3 separate regions of the Homo sapiens genome follow, and all the other regions are linked to region 2. A link is a loop called in an ENCODE intact Hi-C map of the cell type or tissue named here. Cell type or tissue: B cell. All regions are shown on one strand.

The links. A loop is a pair of places that touch in the nucleus more often than their neighbours do. Peaks named below come from ENCODE experiments on the same cell type or tissue, not always from the same donor. Only the 100,000 strongest peaks of a DNase experiment are listed, where the experiment ranks them.
Region 1: a loop joins it to region 2, with 4 times the contacts of the local background. A loop is called at or near these places in 7 of 110 quality-filtered maps.
Region 3: it touches region 2 in a loop (2.6-fold over the local background); 7 of 110 quality-filtered maps call a loop at or near these places.

Annotation. Positions count from the first base shown.
Region 1 is chr3:108,913,811-108,916,310 of GRCh38, reverse strand. It overlaps GUCA1C (guanylate cyclase activator 1C), which reads left to right. Exons shown (of 4, transcript NM_005459.4): 3 at 97-184. Among named protein-coding and RNA genes, the nearest start is that of GUCA1C, 39 kb to the left of the region's middle. In B cell, CTCF peaks have their summits at 893 and 1,096 (motif pointing right); a DNase peak (open chromatin) is centred at 1,100.
Region 2 is chr3:108,551,764-108,554,263 of GRCh38, reverse strand. CIP2A (cellular inhibitor of PP2A) reads left to right here. Exons shown (of 21, transcript NM_020890.3): 19 at 534-616; 20 at 1,891-2,030. Among named protein-coding and RNA genes, the nearest start is that of CIP2A, 36 kb to the left of the region's middle. In B cell, CTCF peaks have their summits at 1,312 and 1,511 (motif pointing right); a DNase peak (open chromatin) is centred at 1,523; H3K27ac peaks cover 759 bases.
Region 3 is chr3:107,689,376-107,691,875 of GRCh38, reverse strand. All of the region lies in intron 3 of BBX (BBX high mobility group box domain containing), which reads right to left. Among named protein-coding and RNA genes, the nearest start is that of BBX, 170 kb to the right of the region's middle. In B cell, a CTCF peak has its summit at 1,174 (motif pointing left); a DNase peak (open chromatin) is centred at 1,145.

The DNA of each region.
Region 1 (2,500 bases), 360 kb before region 2:
ACACATCCCCAAATTCTGTCACATCGGAGCAGAAATGTTGCAAAATGTATTTGCTTCCAGAAAAGTTGACCTCTTTCATTTAATGTCTTTTTGCAGGCGGTACAAGCCCTCAATGGCCAGCAAACTCTGAGTCCTGAAGAATTCATCAACTTGGTGTTCCATAAGATCGATATAAACAATGATGGTAATGGAGCTACTCTCTACTGGATCACTTTTCCTACAAAGTAGGAGATGGTGGTAGTGGGGAGTGTTATTTAGACAAAAGCAGGAACCATTCAAGAGAACCCTAGTTGTGACTTAGGCTTCATAATGGGACCAATCCAATGTTCTCAGTATGATTCAATTGAGTAAATATTTATTGATCATATTCATTTCCAATGTGTGGTGCTTGACATGTTGGGATATATAAAGAGTAAAGGTGAGATGAGCAAATAAATCAGAATAATATAGGATGAAGTAAGTACCTTCTGCTGTTTGCTCTGAGACACATTCTATTAATCAGTTCCTCTCCACTGGAGAGGAAAACTCTCCAGTAACAGAAAACTTGAGCTTATAAATAAACTCAAGTTTTCCCTACTGCAGAAAACTTTCCTTCATTTATGCTATCTTCTTCTACTATCAGGCTTTTTTCTTCCTTTGGACTAAACATTTCTGGAGAAGAGTCCACACTTGCCTCCATTTCTGCTTTTTCTACCTTTTCTATCTACATTTCTGCTCTGATTATTTCTCCATCTGCTCTTTCTACTCTGTAATCTGGGTTCCTGTTTAGCTCAGAGGAGGTACCTTTCTTCTTCAGAGGTAGGAGTGAAGAGAGAAGACACAGACAGCCCAAGAGAAATGAGTGCTTCTACCATGTAGCTTTGATATCAGCAAACAGGTAGGTGAGCATAAAGACTTGAGATTGAGGCAGAAGATCTAGGAATGGTCCTTGAAAAACAGAAAATTTGACATTGTTAAAAATATAGGATATTAGTAAAAGGTTTAAGAAAACGGATAAGAGGCATTGGCATGCCAATCACAGTTGTCATCATTCCAAAACTCCTTCCAAAGGCATCAACCTGCCCACCATGCATCACTTCTTCTGGTGGACACAAGAGGGCAGTAGAGACACATGTTCCCATGTTGAGTGTGACAGGTTGTACTAGTAAAATGTGGCAGCTCAGCGTGGCAGGATGGGATGGTGAGGCCGGGAGGAAGCTCAAATGCAGCCACTGCTGCAAAAAAGCCAAACGACTGGACAAGAGTATACTGCTCAAGAAAGAAATTTGAAGATGCATCAGTTGCATCAATCTTCTTCTCTTAAGCACCTCGGTGTAGATCTGCCTCTCCTGAATCTCAATTCAGTATGCTCACTTACTAGTATACTGACATCAAATAATGAAACATGTCAGTACATGTGAAAGCTTGTAAGAAACAGAGTCAGACTACCCAGAGTAGATAAGGAGGCTACGTGCAGCCAGGAAAGGACCAGAGAAATGGAGAGTGGAGGGTCTGATGAGGACAATGAAGACTTTATTTGGAATATGCCACTGAAAATCGTGGTCATCGAACTGGAGAAATGCTGTAGATTTTATTCTGTTTCACTTTGTTTTTAATCTTAGAGGTGCTGCAGGATGGCAGGGATTGGAGTAGAGTAAATCATCCATTTCAGCCTGGGGCTGAAAGCACTGATGTAGAAGAATGAGTACTCCGGAAGTAGATGGGACATCACAAAGTTTTAAGACTTGGTTTATACAGTGACTTTCAAAAGGGCAGGTCAAGAATGTTTAATAATATCCATGAACACTGCTTCTAGTGCTAGGAGTGAGGGGAATAGGAAAGTGACCTTCCTCGGAGAAGTACGAAGATTTTGGTATTCTTAGGAAAACACTAAGATTCTATTAGTTTGAGGACACAGATAGTGTATTCGAGAAAACATGAATATGATTCAGGACTTTTTGTTTACTATCCAAGAAGGTTCCCCAAGGGCAAAGTATAAGGAATCGATAAAATGGGGACTGTGATTAGAAAGGAACTTGAAGTAGAAAGGGCTGGGTTAAAAGAGACGTGAATTCAGAAAAGAGAAATTGTGCCTGGGCAATAGCTGAGGTTACCTGAAGTTAGAGAGATGAGCTCTTTCACTTACAACAATAAGTCAGCGACAGAAAAAAGGAGATGAATTATGGTTTCTAGAATAGTTTATAAAACTAAATACACTAATTGTTTCCTCTTATAAAAACTTGTATTACTATTATTATTATTATTTAAAATGGAGTCTTGCTTTGTCACCCAGGCTGGAGTGCAGTGGTGTGATCTCGGCTCACTGCAACCTCCGCCTCCTGGGTTCAAGCAATTCTTCTGCCTCAATCTCCCAAGTAGCTGGGACTACAGGCTCCCCCCACCATGCCCAGCTAATTTTTGTATTTTTAGTAGAGACGGGGTTTCACCATATTGGCCAGGCTGGTCTCGAACTCCTGACCTTGTGATCCACCCTCCTCAGCCTCCCAAAGTGCTGGGATTA
Region 2 (2,500 bases):
TTTAGATATAAGATATGTATTTGGTGGAAGTTACAGGCAATTGCTGTTCTTAGAAATTTTGTTTTAAAGGCTGGGCATGGTAGCTCACGCCTATAATCCCAGCACTTTGGGAGGCTGAGGTGGGTGGAGCGCATGAGGTCAGGAGTTTGAGACCAGCGTGGCCAACATGGCGAAACTCTGTAAATACTGAAAATACAAAAATTAGCTGGGTGTTGTGGCGGGTGCCTGTAATCTCCGCTACCCAGAAGGCTGAGGCAGGAGAATCACTTGAGCCCGGGAGGCAGAGGTTGCAGTGAGCACAAGATCATGCCACTGCACTCCAGCCTGGGTGACAGAACGAGACCTTTTTTTTTTTTTTTTTTTTTTTATATTTTTAGTAGAGACGGGGTTTCACCATGTTAGCCAGGATGGTCTCGATCTCCTGACCTTGTGATCTGCCCGCCTTGGCCTCCCAAAGTGCTTGGTAGGGAGAAAAAGTTACAAATGGTATATGGTTCATTAATGTTTTCTTCTATTTTTTTTAATAACTTCAGAAGTATTGCCCAATTAATAGAGAAAGAAGAACAGAGAAAAGAAGTACAGAATCAGCTAGTAGACAGAGAACATAAGCTAGCAAGTAAGTGGCTTCTTATTTAATACATTTTCTATTTTTAATGTATTTATTTTGGAAGCATGAGTGGTTTTGTTTGCTTTTTTATTTTCTACTTATTGTTTTAAACTTTAAATCATATTTGGAATGGCTTCCCTTTTCTTGACATAATGTTTCACAAAAGCAGTTCGGTTTAATCAAGTTGAAAAAGTGGTACGTTTTTTAAATTTAGGAGCTATAAGAAATTGGCCAGGCACAGTGGCTCACTCCTGTAATCCCAGCACTTTGGGAGTTGGAGATGGGTAGATTGCTTGAGCTCAGGAGTTTGAGACCAGCCTGAGCAACATGGTGAAACCCCATCTCTACAAAAAATACAAAAATTTAGCCAGGTGTGTTAGTGTGCACCTGTAGTTCCAGCTACTCAGGAAGCTACAGTGGGAGAATCTCTTGAACCTGGATGTCAAGGCTGCAGTGAGCTATGTTCACGCCACTGCACTCCAACCTGGGTGACAAAGCAAGACTGTCTCAAAAAAAAAAAAAAAAAAAAAAAAAACAAAAGGAAAGAGATGATTGACCATTTAATTTAATTTAATTTTTTTATTATTTCAACTTTTAGAATCAGGGGGCATGTGTGCAGGTCTGTTACACTGGGTATATTGCATGACACGGATGTTTGGGGTATGGATCTCATCACCCAGGTAGTAAGCATAGTACCAAATAGGTAGCAATAGGTAATTTTCAACCTCCTGCCAACTCTAGTCTGCAGTGTCTATTGGTTCCATCTTTAAGTCTGTGTGTACTCAATGTTTAGTTCCCACTTAGAAGTGAAAACTTGGAGTATTTGGTTTTCTGTTCCTTCGTTAAATCACATAGGATTATGGATTGCCCTTTTCAAAATAAAAAAATGTTGAAGGAACGTAACAGCAGGTGGCAGTATTAGGTAACTTTTAGTTACTAGCTTCTTAATGGTATATTTGAAATGATCCTGAAAAACATTTTTGTTCTCACTTGCCTTAGAGCGCAGGCACCTACCTATATAATTTTTCATAGTTGTAGCTCTCCCTTTTCTAACCCTTACACTTTTGAGAATTGTCCTTTACCTATATAGCATATTATATTTAGAACAGAGGATGGAAGAAAGACATGGAGATTTGGTATTTTCTATAGAATACTGTCATAAGAGAAGTTTCTCTTCCTTGTTCTAGTTATTTCTCTTTTGCTCTTACAGTAGCTACTAGACCATTTCAGAGTAGTCAGTGTAAGACCTCTGAGTATAATACTTGACTTTTTTTTCTTTTAAGATTTGCATCAAAAAACAAAAGTACAAGAAGAAAAGATTAAAACCTTACAAAAGGAAAGGGAAGATAAGGAAGAAACCATTGATATCCTTAGAAAAGAATTAAGCAGAACAGAACAGATAAGAAAAGAGTTGAGCATTAAGGTAAGAATCTGTTCCATTTCTCATTTGCAGTAAAATAAAAAAGTCTGTTGTGAAAAGGGTGAATATGGATAAAGGAATGTACTGTTTCTTCAGCAAATTTTTTAGAAGATATTAGGATCTCAAAGCAGCTTGAGTATCATTTGTTATGAGGTTTTCATAATGTATTTTCTAAAATAGTTAAGCAGTTATTAAACAGATACTTTGTGTCAGCACCTGGTATTTTCAAGTGTGCAAAGAATACAGAAAGGGGTTACCAGTACTTGATGTCATATATAGGTAGCTGTATAATTTTCACTTTAACAAATATTATATAATGTGTTAATAAATATTTTCAACTTACAACTGAAGAAACTGAGTCTGAGGTTACTTACTAAAGTCACACAGCTAATAAGTGAATCAATAGGTATATATTCTGAATCTGAGTCCGGGGTTCTTTCTATATTACCATGGTTGCATAGCTTGAGTGGTAG
Region 3 (2,500 bases), 860 kb after region 2:
GCGAAGTTGCTTATCCTAGCTGCTGCAACGCCCACCTACTTTCACTTTGGTACACTAGAATTAGACTCACCATTTACTAAATTACAAATTACATAAAGGTAGGTGTGGTTTACCTTTACCTTCCCAAATGCTTAGAATACTGCCTTGAATATACGTATTTAATAAATAGTACTTGTAAATGCATGAATCCAATCATCTTATATCAGCCTGCACATTTGCCAAGGAAATTAATTAGAATGCATAGGATGCTATCATTGATTAATTTCTATATAACTAGTGTTGAGCAGAAAACCGTTTGTTTTATACTTGCGTCATGCTGGGTGAAATTTTTATGTTAAATATTTTCCATTTTCCTGATTTAATATATATGATACAAAATGTAAGTGCTTACTTGATGATTCAGTCATAACAGTGCTCTGTTTAGAACATTAACAATTCCTTTTATATTTCTTTCAGGTGTTATTTATATTCCTTTTATGTGTTTAGAATGAATGTGCTCCAACCAGAGCCAAGTACTAAAACCTTATTTTTATCCAGTAAATTTACTAAATTGATGACATTTATTTACAAAAGATTCTTCATGTCTAAGAATAACAACAATAACAAAACACAGTTCCTATTCGTGTATTATTTGCTCGCCTTTTTTCTCTTTTAAAAAGTACGAGAGTGGCCAGGTGCCATGGCTCATGTCTGTAATCCCAGCACTATGTTAGGTCAAGGCAGGAGTAATCGTTTGAGCCTAGGGGTTTGAGACCAGCCTAGGCAACATAATCAGACTCTGTCTCTACAAAAAATTTAATAATTAACCAGGCATGGTGGTGCACACCGGTGGTCCTAGCTACTTAGGAGGTTGAGGTGGGAGAATCCCCTGAGCCTTGGAGCCAGGAGGTAGAGGGTGCAATGAGCTGTGATCATGCTATTGCACTTCAGCCTGGGTAACAGAATGAGACTCTTTCTCAAAAAAAAAAAAAAAAAAAAAAAAAGGGGGGGGGGCATCAAAGTGAGAACATAAAGAACTGGTTTTAATATGACTGAAGTTCCTTCCTTTAATTTTCTTCTCAATGCACAGTACAAGAATGTTGTAAATCACTACCCACAAGATACACGTTTACTGAAGTACCCTAGAGTATCTTCCTTACAGCCCAATTTACATAAGTCTGCTCCCTCTGCTGGCCAAATTTTTATTTTCTAGCATCCTATTTAAATATAAAGGTAATGCTTTATAATACCAAAAAAAAGCTACTCTGTAAAATAATCATAAACCATATAAACCTGGGAAATCACTGAAGAAGCTCTTTATATCATTAAGGCATTGTGTTTGCTGATTTTAGGGATAGGTAACCATCCACATATTGAGTTAAACCCAAGAATTTTCAAATACAATATCATTTTTCCCCTAAGCAAGATTCTTAACCCTGCTAAAACCATTTCTCATTAATTTAGTCCATTTCTAATTGGAATCTCCAACGTACTTTGTGATAAGTGTCTAACCAAGCCTTTCCATATTTACACAATGGCATTATGTTGGGGAAACAAGAGGGAGAGAATGCTTTCACTTAGTAATTTACCAGGCCACAAGAGTTAGTGGCAGAATACAGGATAAATAAGAGAGACTATATGCTAAAAGTGAGCCCATGCTGCTTTTAGTTTTTTTCAAAGATAGATTATAATATAATAATAAAGTCATTGTTCTGACATATCTAATACATTCGTTTTAATTTTTTATGATAAAGCACTTTATAATATACAACTTGAGTACATTTCATTAATAAGTTCCAAATATATTTTCTTATACAAAAAGCTAGTACTGCCATTAAAAAACCCTAGGCTACCTTATTTGCTGCTTTCCAACTATGTACCACTTTATAACTTACAAAGCCTTTATTGCACACATTTATTATTACAAAATCCCATGAAATGGGTAAAATTATGCCCATTTGAGAGGCGCCTCAGAGAGATTTACATAATCTTTATAATGTCATTAAGAAGCAAACTAGGAACACAGCCTATAAAGGCTCTGGACTTTAAACACAGGTACTTTCTTCCATCTGATTGTATCACTGATTTTAGTTTTTAATCAATACATTTACTTTGGGAGGAAAAGTAATTCCATTTTACAAGCCTTGTTGGTATTTCATTCATACCTCTCAGTAATTACTTTAGAGGAATCCCAAACTTCCATTCGTATCTCAAATACTCCTCCATATAGACTTAACTATACTAAATACACTGAGGAGGGAGGGAATCGGAACAAGACAGCACATGTCTGTGACGCAATGTACTTTTCTTCACTTTGTATTTTGTAAATATTGATGCTGCAGCTCTTAAAGTACTCTCAGAAGTCGTTATGACTGACAGCCCGTGAGTGCTGCATCTTTCAAAACAAATACGCTTTATTGATGGAGAGCACACACATCTCCATCTAATTTTTCTGAGGCAGAAGTGGAACAAACATATCTTAACATTTTAACTAAATTCAGCATTCTGTACTGAACACAAT